Regions from separate parts of the Mus musculus genome. Here region 1 is linked to region 2. Evidence: chromatin loops called from intact Hi-C (ENCODE). Cell type or tissue: heart. All regions are shown on one strand.

Region 1 (8,000 bases), 54 kb before region 2:
CGCGTTCCACTTCTTGAGGGAGAACATCTTGTTGCCTCCCGACTTGGAGCCTGAGCTGGAGTGCGAAGAAAGGACGCAGGGTTCCTCGCCGTCCTCCACGTCGGCCATGACGGCGGCGCAGATCGGCGACGCGGACGTTGGGCGCAGAGGCAGGAGGTCTGAACATTTCTGTACAAGGTTATTTAATTTTTTTTTTTTTTTTTTTTTTTTTTTTTTTTTTTTAAAGACAGGGATCCTCTGTGTAGCCCTGGCTGTCCTGGAACTCACACTGTAGACCAGGGTGGTCTTGAACTCAAAGAGATCCACCTGGCTTCACGAGTGCTGGGACTAAAGGTGTGCACCGCCACGCACAGCAAGATGATTTAGTTTTTAAAAACAATTTTATGTGTATGAGTGTTTTGCCTGCGCATACGTATGTGCACTCTGTGCACGCCTGGTGCCCCTGGAGGTCAGAAGAGGGACTGCGATCTTCTGGGATTGGAGTTACAAATGGTTGTGAGCCACTGTGTGAGAGCTGGGAATGGAACCCAGGTTCTCTGCAAGAGTAATGAGTTCTCTTAACCACTGAGCCAACTCTCCAGCACCAAGATGATTTTAAAAAAGTATTTAAACATTTATTTTATTACTATTTTTTTTCAAGACAGGGTTCCTCCTGGTACCTCTGGCTGTCCTGGAATTCACTCTGTAGACTAGGTTGACCTTGAACTCAAGAGATCCTCTTTCCCCTGCCTCCTAAGTGCTGGGACTAAAGGTGTGCACCACACACCTTTTATGTGTCTTGTAAGTGTTGTCTGCACAGCAGTCATGCAGTGCCGGTGCTCACCAGAAGAGGGCATCAGATCCCCTGGAACTGGAGTTAACAAATGATTGCTGTCATGCTTATGGTGTGAGTTGAACCCTGGGTTCTCTGGAAGAGCAGCCAGTGGTCTTAACTGCTGAGTCATCTCTCTAGTTCCAGCCAAGACGAGAGAGAGAGAGAGAGAGAGAGAGAGAGAGAGAGAGAGAGAGAGAGAGAGAGAGAGAGAGAGAGAAAGAGAGAGAAAGAGAGAGAGAGTTTTTTCACTACAAAATACACACAGAGCCCCCCAAATAAAATTTCAGGTCATCTTTCCTCCAATAGCCACAAGATGGTGGCATTGGACTACCAGTAGCAGAAGGGTCTGCCCAGAAAGCCTTTGGTCTCATCTGCGAAACTGCAAAATGTCCAGATGGGAAGGTTGCTGAGCTGCCTTTCTATCTCTGCTGCGGGGTCCACTGAGGATCTTGTCCACAACAGGCATTTCATGAATAAAGCCTAGGGCCACGAAGAATCTGAAGCAATCTCTAATGATTCTGCAGATTGCTTGGGTCCACGCTCACGTCATTGCTGTTTGGGAGAGGAAAGAACTCTTCTGTTCAGAGGTGTGTGTGTGTGTGTGTGTGTGTGTGTGTTCAGCAGTCTGAGCCAGTTGTTATCTGTGGCCCAAGGTAGGATGAGGGTGGGCGTCTACATACACACCTTAGTGTGTGAAACAATGGGGTGAAGGGGGAGACTATTTCTGCAGCAGACGAACCTCTAAACAACTGCTGGACAAGTTTTCACTGTGCCTTTTCCTTCCCCACAGTAAGAACTGTAAGTCTGGTTTTCTGAGAGCTGGTCCGGTTCTGTAGCCCTGGTTGGCTTCAAACTCATCGAAATCGTTTGGCCCTGTTTTTCTTATGGCTGGTATCACAGGAGTGGACTCTTGTGACTGGTGATGTGTCTGTTTTGCGGACTCTGTTTACTGCTATGTCACTAGTGTCACTAGTGTATAAAAAGTTGTTGCACGCCGATCGCCCTTTCCCACTGGTCATGGTATTCCCAGGCATGCTTTTAGAGAATGAGTTCAGAAAAAACCTGCTGTGGAAAATATTATTTGGGGGTTTCTACCCCACCTTAGATTGTTTAGTTCCCAAGTAAAAATCACGAGAGAGAGAGAGAGAGAGAGAGAGAGAGAGAGAGAGTGCACACACACACACACACACACACACACACACACGCCTCAAAACTTTAGAACTGGGCAGATATCAGCCCTCTATGCTACCTTGTCTACTTCGTAGTAAATAACCGGAGATATCATTTGCCACGTTCTGCCTGGGTTGCTCTTATCCAACAGGCCAGCCCTCCTGATCTACCTAACCCTATGACCACTCCTTTCTTTTCCCCTTCCTCTGCTCCCTGGTCTCTCCCCAACCCAAAGCCCAGGAACCTCCCTCCACCACCATCTCTTTTACTCAGCCCAGGCTGTAGGCATCTTAATTAACCAATCAGGGATAACTTGGGCAACAAGGTTTAGATAGCAGTAGCCTGTGTCCGGAGGATCTGCTCATCTCAGAGCAAGCAGATAGAGGTACAGAATTCAGCATCTGAAAACAAGCAGCACCAGACCAACCCGACAGGAACCGTTTCCAGCTGACTCGCTTCCTAGCCCCATTTCTGCCGCTTCCTTGAATCTCCTTTCTTTCCTTCCTCTTGCTTTGTCTAATCTTGTTTCTTTTCTTTTCTTTCTTTTTTGTATGTGAGTACCCTGTAGCTGTCTTCAAACACTCCAGAAAAGGGCATCAGATCCCATTAGGATGGTTGTGAGCCACCATGTGGTTGCTGGGATTTGAACTCATGACCTCTGGAAGAACAGTCAGTGCTCTTAACCACTGAGCCATCACTTCCCTTCATCTCTCTCTCCTTCCTGCTCACTTTTCTTTCCTTCTCAAAATGTGTGATGTACTTTTTTCTAAATATATCTTTTTTTTGTTGTTGTTGTTGGCATACAAAATAACTGGTTAGTAGCTCTTTTCTTGTTGCTATGGTGAGATGCTATGACCAAAGGCAATTTATGGGAGAAAGAATTTATTTCTGTTTATCTGGAGGGATGAGAGTCTACTGTGGGGCTGGGGAAATGGCTCAGAGGTTAAGAGCACTGGCTGTTCTGAGTTCAATTTCCAGCAACCACATGGTGGCTCACAGACCTTTGTAGTGGGATCTGGTGCCCTCTTCTGGCTTGCAGGCATACATACAGGAAGAACACTGTATACATAATAAATAAATAAATCCTTAAAAAAAAAAGGAGTCTACTGTGGTGAGGAAACATGACAAAACTCACAGGGTTGTCCTTCTTCCATCAAGACCCCATGTCCTAAACTTCACCAAACAGCACTGCCAACTGGGAACTAAGTGTTTGGATACCCGAGCCTGTGGGGACATTGCTCATTCAAACCACCACAATGGGTTTCTTTCTAAAAAATTTAAAATTACATTTCCATATTTATGTGTGTGTGCATGTGTGCGTGTGTGTCCACATGAATGCTACACTTAGAGCACAACTTCCAGGAATCAGTTTTCTCCCTTACTTATTCCTTTTGCATTCCATTCCTGAGCCAGAGGCAGCCACTACTACACCCAGGGTGGCATTTGGATGGGCAGAGGCTGTGGTCACAGATAATGTTGCCGGGACATATTGAATTGTTAATAAAATTAGAAAATGTCATGTTTAACTGTATAAATGTCACAATTTCTTTGAGTTCCCCTGCGCACCCCGCCGCATTATTTTTGTTTGTTTTAAAATCAAAACACCGGAATCCGCTTTCACGGTCATCAACAAGGACTTGGTTGAATAAATTATGTTCTGTCCATTCTGACTCAGCGAGCTCTATCGGCATTTGCGTGAGCCGAGCCACTTCTAAGGAACAAGCTCTTGGAATAGAAAGACGGGATGTCTAAAGGAGGAAAGCTAAGTTCAAAACAACTGGTACGCTGACACTTGTGTATGTTCTCAGGTGTGCATAGAGATGTGTGTGGGGTAGTGTCACACACCTTTAATCTCAGCACTCAGGTGGATCTCTGTGAGTTTGGGGCCAGCCTGGTTTACAAATTTATTCCCAGGACAGCCAGAACTATATAATAAAACTAGAATACAACAACAACAAAACAACCTATAAACAAAACAAAACATGACGGTTGTAGAGGCCAGAGAGTGTTTGCTGCTCTTCCAGAGGACCCAGGTTCAGTTCTCAACACCCACATGATGGCTAACAGCCACCTGGAACTCTACTTCAAAAGGATCTGATGTCCTCTTCTGGTCTCTGTGGATACTTGTATGCATGTGGTGCACAGACATAAATGCAGGCAAAATACATAAAGATATAATATTTTAGAAATAAATATAAAATACACTGAAAGAAAAACTGAAAATTACACCCGGTGTCTTCCAGGAAGGGACCCCTCGTGGCAGGGTGAGATGAGAGAGAACCATCTCTAATGGAGACCTATTGTCATTTATTCACTAAGCAAATCACTTAACAAAAAGGGTTTCTAGTTTGCCTTGCTATAAATTAAGATTTCTAGCTGGGTGCAGTGTCTGTAGTCCCAGCTATACACTGTAGCCACCAGCTCAGACTCATAAGTAAACACTGGGTCTTGATTGGAGAACTTTGTCTTGGCTCGATATTTCTCTTGCAGCCTCTACCCAACCCCATCTTTCCTTTCCGGAACTCAGTAACCCGTGGCCACCAGCGGCTACACTAGGTGTGCACTGAATTACAGCCTCCACTTGTTAGTGTTTTCTAGGAAATTCTCCCTTGCTTACTGAAGAGGGAGGCGCCATCCAAGTGACACGAGACCAGGGAACTGCTGTTAGGGAGGCAAAGTTAGTGAGCTACAGGTCTGTATGTGCTTGCCTTGAAGTGGAAATTTATTATTTATTTATTTATTTACTTATTTATTTATTTAAGAGACTCAATTGTGTCATGTGATATTTTTCTGGAAGTTGCTCTCTGAGAAGATGGGTAGGGGTTAGGGAGGCTGTTTTGCTGAGAACAGACATGTGGTGTTTTTCTTGAAGCTGCCAGGATAAAGGGCATGCAATGTTTTGCAAGAGTGTGTTGTTTGGGAAGGGTATGAATATAAAACTCCAGCTTTCACGCCCAGGTAATGGAATGTCTCTGCCACCTGACCTGAGGCAAGGACAATGGGTCAGCGGCAGTTTCCAGACCTCCTCAGCAAGTTTCCAGACCCCCACATCCTGGTAATGGAATGTCCGTAGAGATGGACCCAATGGATTAACATAGAAGTCACCTACCCCGGAATTCCCTAGTGTGCTTTAAATCAGGCCTGCAAGCTCACTTGGGTATCTCTATCTTGGTAATGGTAAACCCTAGCATGGTGGACTTCTGCAGAATAAAACACACTTTGTTTTTACATACTATTTGAGTCAGGGATATTATTCTTCAGTGAACCACGGACCCTTACACTGGAAAATCTCATCCTGAGATCAGAGGGTTAGAATTGTTGACTCCTGCCCCGGGCCTGCAAGTCGTGGTGCACATAGCCCTGTGCCCCAACTTTTGCCCCTCCCCTGTTCCAGAGGTCATGTAGCCAGTAGCCAGGTTAAACTTCCTCTCCCCTTATAAGGTTGTGTCCAATAGCATCTGCAATTCCTCCTTACGCAAATGAGGCATTCCTAGCATCCTAGCCCTGCCTGGCCAATGATGTACTCTCACCCATGACCCCTGTTCACCCCTCAAAGGTTTAAATATCTTTCGTTCCCTGAGGAAACTGAGCCGTCTCACTGGGTCGCCATGCTCACTGCCGCCTGCGGTTTAGCTGTTGGGATCAAGCAAAAGAAACTTATTTTAAGTACTATTATTGTCTTTTCAGACCCCGTTTAATCAGAGGGAGAAACTACATTCAAGGTCCCAGGCCCCGGGGGAGCTGGGGACTTCCCTAGAGCTCAAGAGCTTCTGTTGTAAACAGCTGTTTGAGCCCAGATATCTCAGGGACAATGTGTAAGGAGTCAGCTGTCTGTGTCCAGCCATCTCAAGGACCTTACGAGCAGGGTCAAACAAGTCTCCAGTGGGTACTCCTTTGCTTAACCCATAATGTCAAGACACAAGATACCACTGCAGCTCTCTCCAGCTCCTCCCCCCTCACTTTGTGTTCCCATCCTATAAAACTGTTGTACAATCTCCCTTCAGGAACTCAGTTCAGATCCTGAATTGCTGTTGCAATTCCTAAGTGCTCAGAAAATAAAATTTCCTTTTTAAGCTTCTGTATCTGAAGTGAGTTTTCTCGGCTTCCACCCCGAACCTAAAATCACTCCCAGCTGTTCTGGCCTCCCCTCCTCTCTCAGGATCCACCAGTTGTGATAGGTTGACCATAGCATCACAAGTAGGGAAATGGAGTCTGAGCAGCACATAACCTTTTAAATACACGAGGTATATGTGCACACGCACACACACACACACACACACACACACACACTCCTATATATACATGTATACATGAAATTTAAAAAAAAAGTTGATCATGGTGGCACAGACCTTTTAATCCCAGTACTTGGGGGAAAAGGCAGGTGGATTTCCGTGAGTTTGAGGCTAGCGTGTTCTGCATAGAGACTTTTAGGCAGCCAGAGCTGCATAGCAAAATTCAATCTCAAAATAGATAGCTATGGGCTGGAGAGACGGCTCAGCAGTTAAGAGCACTGACTGCTCTTCCATAGGTCCTGAGTTCAATTCCCAGCAACCACATGGTGGCTCAAAACCATCTGTAATGGGATCTGATGCCCTCTTCTGGTGTGTCTGAAGACAGCTACAGCGTACTCATATAAATAAAATAAATATATCTTAGAAAAATAGATAGTGCCGGGCAGTGGTGGCGCATGCCTTTAATCCCAGCACTTGGGAGGTAGAGGCAGGTGGATTTCTGAGTTCGAAGCCTACAGAGTGAGTTCCAGGATAGCCAGGGTTACACAGAAAAACCCTGTCTCAAAAAAAAAAAAAAACCAAATTTCCTGTCATTTGAGTGGTGAACAGGAAGGAGCCTTGGGTGTGCACGGTCCCTAAGGTGACCCTCATAGTTTTCTTATTTAAAACGTCATACTGAAGCGATATTACATTCTAGAATCTCAGTCAAGCAAAATCTATTAAAACAATCAAACCGTCCTCATATCTTAACAGTTGGAGATAATAACGTCTGCGAGTGGTTTAGCGTGTTTCTCTTCAGCCTCCATTCACTCATTGCTTTCTCTTTCTCGACATTTCCTCTACAGGTCAGGGTCTCTCCTGAGGGGCTCCCTGCTCAACTTGCAGACAGCTCCACCAGAATCCTCTCCCCTCCAACTGTTGCTCTCTCAGCCTCCTGGGCTTTGTGATTTTCCCTTGCTTCCTGCTTCTCAAACCTCTCTCCTGCCGTTAGGAGAAAGAGCTACACAACACCAGGGAGCGTTTCCGACCCGTGATGATAAGTTTTGCACTTGGCAACGCAACTACACCACTAGCATCCTTTCAAGCCGCCGGTGTCTGGGTACCGCTGGCTTCTCTGGGATCTCAGTGCTCTGGGCAGATGACTGGAGCCCAGGAATATAGGATTTAACTAGGCAAATGGATACAGTGAGACCTGCGTCAAAAGGCGTTCCATTATGTGGACTTTAGCGTACATTCTAAGTAGAGTTATTTTAGAAAAGCTTCCCGGCTCACAGCACTTTGGAGTTTTTCGGAGGAGGGAAAAGATGCCCTTAGTTTGGACGATAGCTTGCCATCCTGGGAAAGCCCAGGACTTTACGCTAGAAGTTTCAGCGTTCATATTTCTATCTTTCGAGCCTGGCCTTCGTGTTAACATCAAGATTTTTAAAGCTGCTTTTAGGGGAGAAGATTTCTTCCCACGTTATGAGTAGGGGAGCTCACAGCACTGACATTTAATGTTCTTTGGTACCTTAAACCATTCCGTAGATTTTTATCTGGCAGATACAGGACAAGCGGCGGGTACATTAAGAATTGAAGTAGTAATGTTGTATGAAAAAAAAAAAAAAAAAAAAAAGTGAAGCACCCGCTTCCGCAGCGAGCAGGGTTCGAACCTGCGCGGGGAGACCCCATTGGATTTCAAGTCCAACGCCTTAACCACTCGGCCATCGCTGCTACGGAGAAAGGACGAAGGCGGAGACACTTTAGGGTATCAGCCAGTGCACGCGCGCCAGCGCTGAGAGTAGGCG
Region 2 (8,000 bases):
CTATAAGGAAATGTGCGTTTGCTTTGACTTTAGGTTCTGCTCTAAGGAAACGGGGGTTGGAACTATTGATCTGAGATTTATGAAATTTATGTAAATCTAAGAAATTTTGATGATTATTAACAGAGATCAAAGCCTGGATGATATAGCTTTAGTAATTAAAAGACTGGGCTCAGGCTCTTTCTGGTTATTAAGCTACTAAGATAAGGATAAAGAATACGGAGAATCTTCAGGGAACAGAGAGAGCACCTGAACTAGCAGCTTACATCTACTACTGACTCCGAGTCATTATTGGATCAGAGTCGTTCCCATTCTCGCCTCTCTCAGGACCCTCCTCACCCTGAGGCAGGACCTCGGCACCAGGCCAGCTAGGGCTACCTAGAAAAAGACCATATCTCAAAAAATATAAAGAACTCTTCTTAGTTAGCAAGGAAAAAAATCAAACAGGGAAGAATCTAAAAGACTCAATAAGTGAAAACTAGAATGACCAATCAATAAATGCAGAAATTATTAGCTTGTTTTTGCCAGTTATTGGGTAAGAACAAATTAAAACAAAAATGGACATGGTATTTAATATGTGGACTGTCTACTAGATTAGTAAAAATTAATGTCTGGCAAGTATAAGCATCTATGAGGCCAGGAAGGGGCCAGTGAATTAAGGTGACCTGAATTTGATCCCCTAAGTCCTTAAGGTGGAAGGAGAGAAATGACTCTTGCAAGTTGTTCTCTGATCTTCACACATGTGCGCGAGCACGCGTGCACACACACACACACACACACACACACACACACACACACCAATAAACAAATATATATTAAAAAAAAAACAGAGTGGAAAGCCAAGGGAACTTTCCAGAAAATTGTATACAGCGCTGGGGAATGGCTCAGAGATCTAAGGGCAGCCTCACAACCAAAGCAGCAGAGGCGGCCCAAAGCGCAGAGGCGGCCCTCTCCTCTACAGGAAACATCGGAAGCAGGGCCTGGAAAGCTGTGGCCAGAGGGCCTTGTGTGTTAGGCAAGTGCTCTACCACCGAGCTGTAGCTCCAGCCAGAGACACTGAGGTTCTCCCAGAACTGGTTTTCTTGGCTCTTGTGCATGCATTTCTTCTGTATTACGTAAACTCGGGCATTTTAGAGAGTTAATGAAGACATAGACTCTCTAAATAAAATACGTAAAATAAACATGGCTACTTGGTGGTGCCATCCATCACCAGTTCTCTGTCATTATCTTTGGTAACAGAGTGTGGGAGACAGGATTTCCTTCTCCTCTCTCTAATATAGCTCAGCAACGGGGAGGCTCTCTGCTCTGGAATGAAGCAAGGTTGGCACCACTCCATACGTCTCATGTGGGAACAAGATACAGAAGTTTCTATTTTTTAACTTACTGCCATTCTGCTCTGAGCTCAGTACTCTGTCCCTTAACCCTCCCATACCCAGGCTTAAAAGATACATACTTATTAATTTTCATTAGAGTGTCTGTCATTTCCTTTGTGAAGCATTTGTTACAACTTTTGGAGCAGTTCTGAAGTGCATCTATTTTAGGACTGAATTTCTTTGTTTTCTTATTATAACTTAGCACAAATGCGGTATGACGTTCCTGGGAGAAACAGATGCAACCTGCTAAATAAAAACATGTGACCTCAAGGACTGCCCGTTTTGAAATCAGAGTAATATACACTTGTTACTCTCTTCAGATGTGGTTTGAATGGATGGAGTTCTGCCAAGAGAGGAGCCTTTTCGTAGAAGAAAGATGGGCCAGAGGGCCCTCAGGACAGTCCTCAGCATCCCTTTATATTTGCGGTGTAATCCGATGAGCGACTCCTCTTTATAGCAGCTTCTCAGGTCTCACATCACAATTCAAGAGAAGCAGGTAAATGGTAGCCAGTGTGGAGAAAGCCATGGAATGTGCACCTTGAAGGCAAGCAGTTCTTTTCATTAAAAGCCCCACCCCCCTTGTTTTAGCTTATAGTAATTGTACAAAATAACATTGTTCGTTGTGACACAATGCACACAGGTAACATATCCCCTAATCATGTCCATCCTTGTTAAACTCGCTCGTTTCCGACCTCAGGTAGCCCAGGCTGGCTTCAAACTCCATCTGTAGCCTAGGATGACCTTGAACTCCGGACTCTCAATGGCTCTACCTCTCAAGCGCAGGAATCACAGGCTCCCACCACCACCTCAGACTCTTCCTCTGTGATTTCTCTTGGAAAGCACGTGTAGTCTCACGGACTAGCAGGGAACACAGAAGGACACTTGTCACACTTCATCTCCTCTTAGTCCCCGGACTCTGCATCTGTAGATGCCCGTGGGATCCCACTTACGTATGAGCCACTCACTGACACTATCTGAATCACGCCAGATCAGTGAGGCTTCTAGATTTGTTCACTGCTGGCGTGTTAACCTCTCATGTGACTGCTGCAATAACTTAAGCGTATGAAGTATTGAAAAGTCAAATCTATGAAGGCATTTTTTTTTTTCATTGCTGAAAGTACAAAGGAGTGTCCTAGATAAGTAATATATATCTATCAGCCTTCTTTCTCTCCTAAGTATTATCATTAATTTTTTAAAAAAAATTTTAAGCCATTTTAGGTAGAACCAAAATTAAAAGGATCTTTAGACATAAGGTTTCAAGGCTCCTGGGGAAACCAAATCTGCCAGGTGGACCAGGGCTTAGGAGACCCTGTGTTAGGGAAGCAAACTTGTTGGAAACTAAAACAGAACTAAGTGATTAGCTGAAAGCAGAAACAGGTTGGCTGCTGTATGCTGGGCTTATGTGGCTGATTGGCAGAAGGGGCAAGCTTATCATGGACGGTATTGACGTTTCAGTTTTCTTTCGGATGAGTGATTTGAAAAACAATTTTAAGCATCTGTTTTATACCACCGAGAACATGGCAGTTTAGAAAATTAGGGCCATAAAACTTTGAAAGAGAATCAATAGCATGTACATTTGGTTTCCAAACAGACAATATGATTTTCGCCTAGCTGTTAGTTGTTGCTATACAAGTAAAAAAAAAAAAAAAAAAAAAAAAAAAAAATCCTGTCTTGAGATTTGAGAAAGTGTGTGTGTGTGTTCACATGCATTGGTGTGGAGGTGCATGGAAACCTGAGGTTGTCATCAGATATGTTTTTCAATGGCTGTCTACCCAACTCAGTGAGGCAGGACCTCTCAATTGAACCCAGAGTTCACTTTTATGTCTACTCTAGCTAGCCAGCTAATCCCAGTGACCGCCCCCCCCCCTATGCCCCTTCCCTGAAGTGGAGCTACATGTGGGTCACTATGCTCAGACATTTACTTGGGATCCAAATGGTGTTCCCTACACTTGCTAAGCAAGCACTTTATCCATTTTGTTTTGTTTCATTTTTTGAAACAAGGTTTCTCTGTGTAGCCCTGGCTGACCTAGAACTCACTCTGTGGACTAGGCTGGCATTGAACTCACAGGGATCCACCTTTCTCTGCCTCCCAAGTGCTTGGGATTAAAGGCATGTGTCACCACAGCCTGGCCAGGTTGGCACTTTTAGAGTGAATCGGGCAAAAGGAGTTTATCCGGATCCAGAGCGTTTAGTTGTAAAATGAGGGCTTTGGAGGTCGCATGGGAAATTTGTTAGTCCCGGCACTGTGCGCTCAAGAGACACACGATTATACTATCATAACGGTAACTGTCTTTACTATAATTAACCTGTAGTTCCTCATAGATAAGGGGTAATTACCAATAATTAAGCCTGGGAGTTAGAAAGTGTAAGTTAAACAGACTACAAATCAAATTGATACAGGCCAGACAAACTGGGATATTTCTAAGTAAGTTTTCTAAGGAAAGTGGAGGTGTTTTGTTGCAGGTCCTACTGCAGTATGAGAATAACTATCATTCAGTGTGATGTTGACAATATTTAGAATGTAATGACACCCTCAACTGGCAACGTGAGGGATTGCATTTAAAATAACGAGTGACTTAAACTAAGTGAATTAATCATTGAAGAATTGAAAAGTAGAAAGTATTGCAAAATAATATAAAAAAATTCCAAATGTGAAGAATTAAGCTAATGAATTAACTGTATCCCTAAGAGAAACTGGTATACAAATAACCATAGTTAGAATTTCCTAGTATTTTGTTCTACCTTTTAACCAGGAAAGTTGATGGTAGGGAAAGTATACAGTAAGAAGAAATACATGCATGCCTCGCCACTATCTCTAGGAACAATTTTGATTACTTAAATTACTTAATTGATAATTAAATTAATTAACATTTGAAAATCACTTATGCATACAGTGTTTTTTTCCACATGTATGTCTGAGCATCATGTGCGTGCTAGAGCCCATGGAAGCCAAAAGAGGACATTTGATCCCCTGAGGCTAGAGTTACAGATGGTTGTGGGCTGACATACGGATGCTGGACGTTGAACCTAGGGCTTCTAGGAGAGAAGCCAGTGCTCTCAGTCAGTCAGCCATTTCTCTGGCTCCATTAAATCACTTTATTTAATTGAATACAGGTCTCAATTTATTGCCTCGGCTGGCCTGAAACTCACTATGTATACCAAGGTAGCCTTAAACTCACCAAGGTTCTCCTGCCTCTGCCTCCTGAGTGCTGGGTTTAAAGGCCTGTGCCACCATGCCTGGTTTAAGTTACTTTGATCAGCTATTTTTACATTGCTGTTGTAAGATTTCTTCACACATACTTAATGGCGAGATCCCCCCCCCCCCCCGGGTACCACGATTTAATTTCTGTAAAACGGAATTGGAATATTCTTAAGTATCAAGCTTATAGGCTTAATAGCTTCAGGAAGTATAAAGCCTGCTGTAAACTCTTTATTTCTACTTGTGTACGTCCCATTTTGGATTTTGGGTGACTTGGGTGTACAGGGTGCATGAAAGTTGTGTTCAGGCTGACCACGGATGACTTCCCACTGCACCTTTGAGGACTAAAGTCTAATGTGTGGTTTTTGTCTTGGCTGGCTTGTTGCTTTAAGAGCACCCATCCCCCTTCCAGTTTGAGCCACCGTGCCCTGTCAGTCATCCTGAAATACACTAGGGTGCTTGTCAGGCTGTTTGCTCACAGAGTCCTCATAAGCCAAATTGTGAGCCACAACCGTGGCACCGGCTTTCTAAACACAAGGAGTTGCTTAGGCAGTGGCTCAGCATCTCTGTGTGGGCCAAACTGGGTCCTGCCATAGGTGAGTCCAGGGTCAACTTTTTAAAATCAGACTTTGTCATAAGGCAAACCCCAGTATGGGCAGATTATTTGTCATCTGGTTAGATAACTTTGCGGGAAACGAAGGGACATGATTTCTCTAAGATGGGATGACTAGAAACTGTATTGTGCATTTATGACTTTTGTGAGGAAGTCTCCTTTTAGTTACACTGAAGTCTAGACTTATGAATGCTCAGATTTTAAAAGTCTACCGTTCAGAGTGGATCAGCTGGCATTTCAGAGTTAGATAGAAATACAATGTTCAAACACAGTTTTTTTTTTTTTCCTCTCTTGTGTAACAACTCAGGCTGACTCAGTTGAACAGAAGCTCAATTCTGCTGTTTGGAGTGTTTGAGAGTGATATTAAAAACAGCATGAACACAGTTCTCATGTGCCAATACCCCAGCTATAGCAGTCTTACCCAGAGCTCTTACAAACTCTTCCAGGGTGACAGAGTCTTCACTATTTGAATAGCTGTAAACGAGGCACCAGGGACTTCACATTGTTTTAATATAAAACTTGGGCAGTGAGCAGTTTATTTGTGCAAGCAATTTGGTTCCTATTATCAGCCTCTGAACTTAAGTCGTGCGTGAATGTTTTCCTACTGTCACTTGGGTGCAGCCTGAAGTCTGTGTGGAGAGAGAACTGACACAGCCAGAAGGAACTCATGGGTCTGGATAACTTGTATATTGATATGGAGTTAAAATTTTAAGGCTTTATCGAGGGCAAGTGGGAAAATGACTGTTTTTGTGGATGTATAGAAAGACAGCTTATCTATTCCTCACCTGTTGTAGGGAGGACTTAAGGTGCTCCCAAGGCTATACAAAATTCAAGATAAGCTAAATTAAATGTGGCATGAAAGAGAAAAGAAACAAAGTGCCAAGAACAAGACTGAACGGAAAAAGAGGGGTTTCCCAACCACGGCTGTGTGGCACTTGTGTCCTACATCTTGACAGAGGAGAGAGAGAGAGAGAGAGAGAGAGAGAGAGAGAGAGAGAGAGAGAGAGAGACAGAGAGACAGAGAGCAGAGAGACAGAGAAAGAGAGAGAGAATTTATTATGCACAGAAGTCTTATGGAGGAATTTCATGCAAACCTGCTGCCCCCTTGCCCTTGGGGCAGTCTTGAGTGAGAAAATGGATTGTGAAGATGAAGTGGTCATTAGACATCATTTATGTTTTGGTGGGAATAAAAGTGGAGCAGACCTGCCCTTTCGAATCACCAGCTAATTTATAAATGTGTCCTCAGGTTTTCTAGGAGCAGGGAGAAAAGTCTTGTTCCTCAATTCAGAAGCAGATTGGAGAGGCTTGGTGTTTGGGGAAAAACTGAGTTGCCCAAATATAGTTAAGCATTTACTTAGCAGAACAGCTCTGAACAAATCACTGTTGAAAATAAGACATATTTAGTGATTTTACACATATCTGTGAATATAAGGTTCTTGTGTTTTGTCTAATGGGTTGTTGTAATATGGCTAGGGGCTTTTCTTCTTTTTTACTCTCTTTCTTGTTTTTGAGACAGGGTCTCACTCTCTAGACCTGGGTGGCTGTGAAATCACAGAGCTGCCCCTGCCTCTGCCTCCCAAGTGCTGAGATTAAAGATGCACTTGCCCTGTCTCCCTGAGTGCTGAGATTAAAGGCTATTTCATTCTTTTTATTTTTTTCTAGACAGGGTTTTTTTCTGTGTCGCCGTAGGTGTCCAGGAACTCACTCTGTAGACCAGGCTGCTCTTTTTTTTTTTTTTTTTTTTTTAAACACATACACTATAAGGGTTTACCAGGGTCGAGAAACATTCACTGTGAAACAGAAGACTAACAAGTTGATGTTGTTAGAAACGTGAATCATCTGCCCTTCAATCATTCAAAGCCTTAGAAATTAGTTGTAAATACCAGACCCACTATCACATCATCTAATGTGTTTTCTTTTTTCTTTTTCTTTTTTTTGCTCACATATATATTCTTTTTTTAATGTTAATTTTTTATTAGATATTTTCTTCATTTACGTTTCAAATGCTATCCCCTTTCCTAGTTTCCTCTCTGAAAGTCCCCTATACCCTCCCCCTGCCCTGCTCCTCAACCCACCCACTCCCGCTTCCTGGCCCTGGCATTCCCCTGTACTGGGGCATATAATCTTCGCAAGACCAAGGGCCTCTCTCTCTTCCATTGATAAGATTTTGCTGACAGGACCCAGATAGAGCTATCTCTTGTGAGGCTATGCCAGTGTCTGGCACAGGGCCCCCAATGTAGGAGCTAGAGAAAGTACCCAAGGAGCTAAAGGGATCTGCAACCCTATAGGAGGATCAACAATATGAACTAACCAGTAGTACCCCCCCCCCCCCCCCAGAGCTTGTGTCTCTAGCTGCATATGTAGCAGGCTGCTCTTGAACTCACAGAGATCCACCCGGCTTTGCCTCCTGAGTGCCAGAATCAAAGGTGTGTGCCACCACCATCTGGCTGCCCTTTCAGTCTTAACTATAGTAATATAGACTAGTTCCGATCTGTATTGACATAATGAAGAGCCAATTAGAGAATTGACACCTCCCTCTACATCTGTGAGTTCCAGAACAACCTCTGCCTTCCAAGTGCTTGTGCTCAAAGCGTGATCCATCAACCCCCAAATAGTTAATATTTCAATGTAAATTTAACTTGAATTTCAAATCCATTCAGGCCCAAACTAACCAGAACAAAGTTTTTGGGTAAGAGGAAGGAATTTAAAGATAAACTTCCTAGTGTATTTTGATCTTTGAATAGTCACAAAACATCTGCGGCCTTGACAATACTGGCCTCAGGGAGTTGCTCATACTATGCTAACCCCGACCTATGTA

What was found. Hi-C counts contacts between places; a loop is a spot of excess contacts. Peaks named below come from ENCODE experiments on the same cell type or tissue, not always from the same donor. Only the 100,000 strongest peaks of a DNase experiment are listed, where the experiment ranks them.
Region 1: a loop joins it to region 2, with 9 times the contacts of the local background. A loop is called at or near these places in 14 of 42 quality-filtered maps.

The regions. Positions count from the first base shown.
Region 1 is chr10:63,421,632-63,429,631 of GRCm38, forward strand. It overlaps n-TStga3 (a tRNA gene), which reads right to left and starts at 7,926; the gene lies at 7,845-7,926. It also overlaps the pseudogene Gm7075. In heart, CTCF peaks have their summits at 818 (motif pointing right), 1,110 (motif pointing right), 3,007 (motif pointing left) and 6,584 (motif pointing left); DNase peaks (open chromatin) are centred at 7,280 and 7,970; H3K4me3 peaks cover 1,176 bases; H3K27ac peaks cover 1,025 bases.
Region 2 is chr10:63,475,255-63,483,254 of GRCm38, forward strand. All of the region lies in intron 1 of Ctnna3 (catenin (cadherin associated protein), alpha 3), which reads left to right. Among named protein-coding and RNA genes, the nearest start is that of Ctnna3, 22 kb to the left of the region's middle. In heart, a CTCF peak has its summit at 3,920 (motif pointing left); DNase peaks (open chromatin) are centred at 1,007, 1,307 and 4,987; H3K4me3 peaks cover 384 bases; H3K27ac peaks cover 1,233 bases.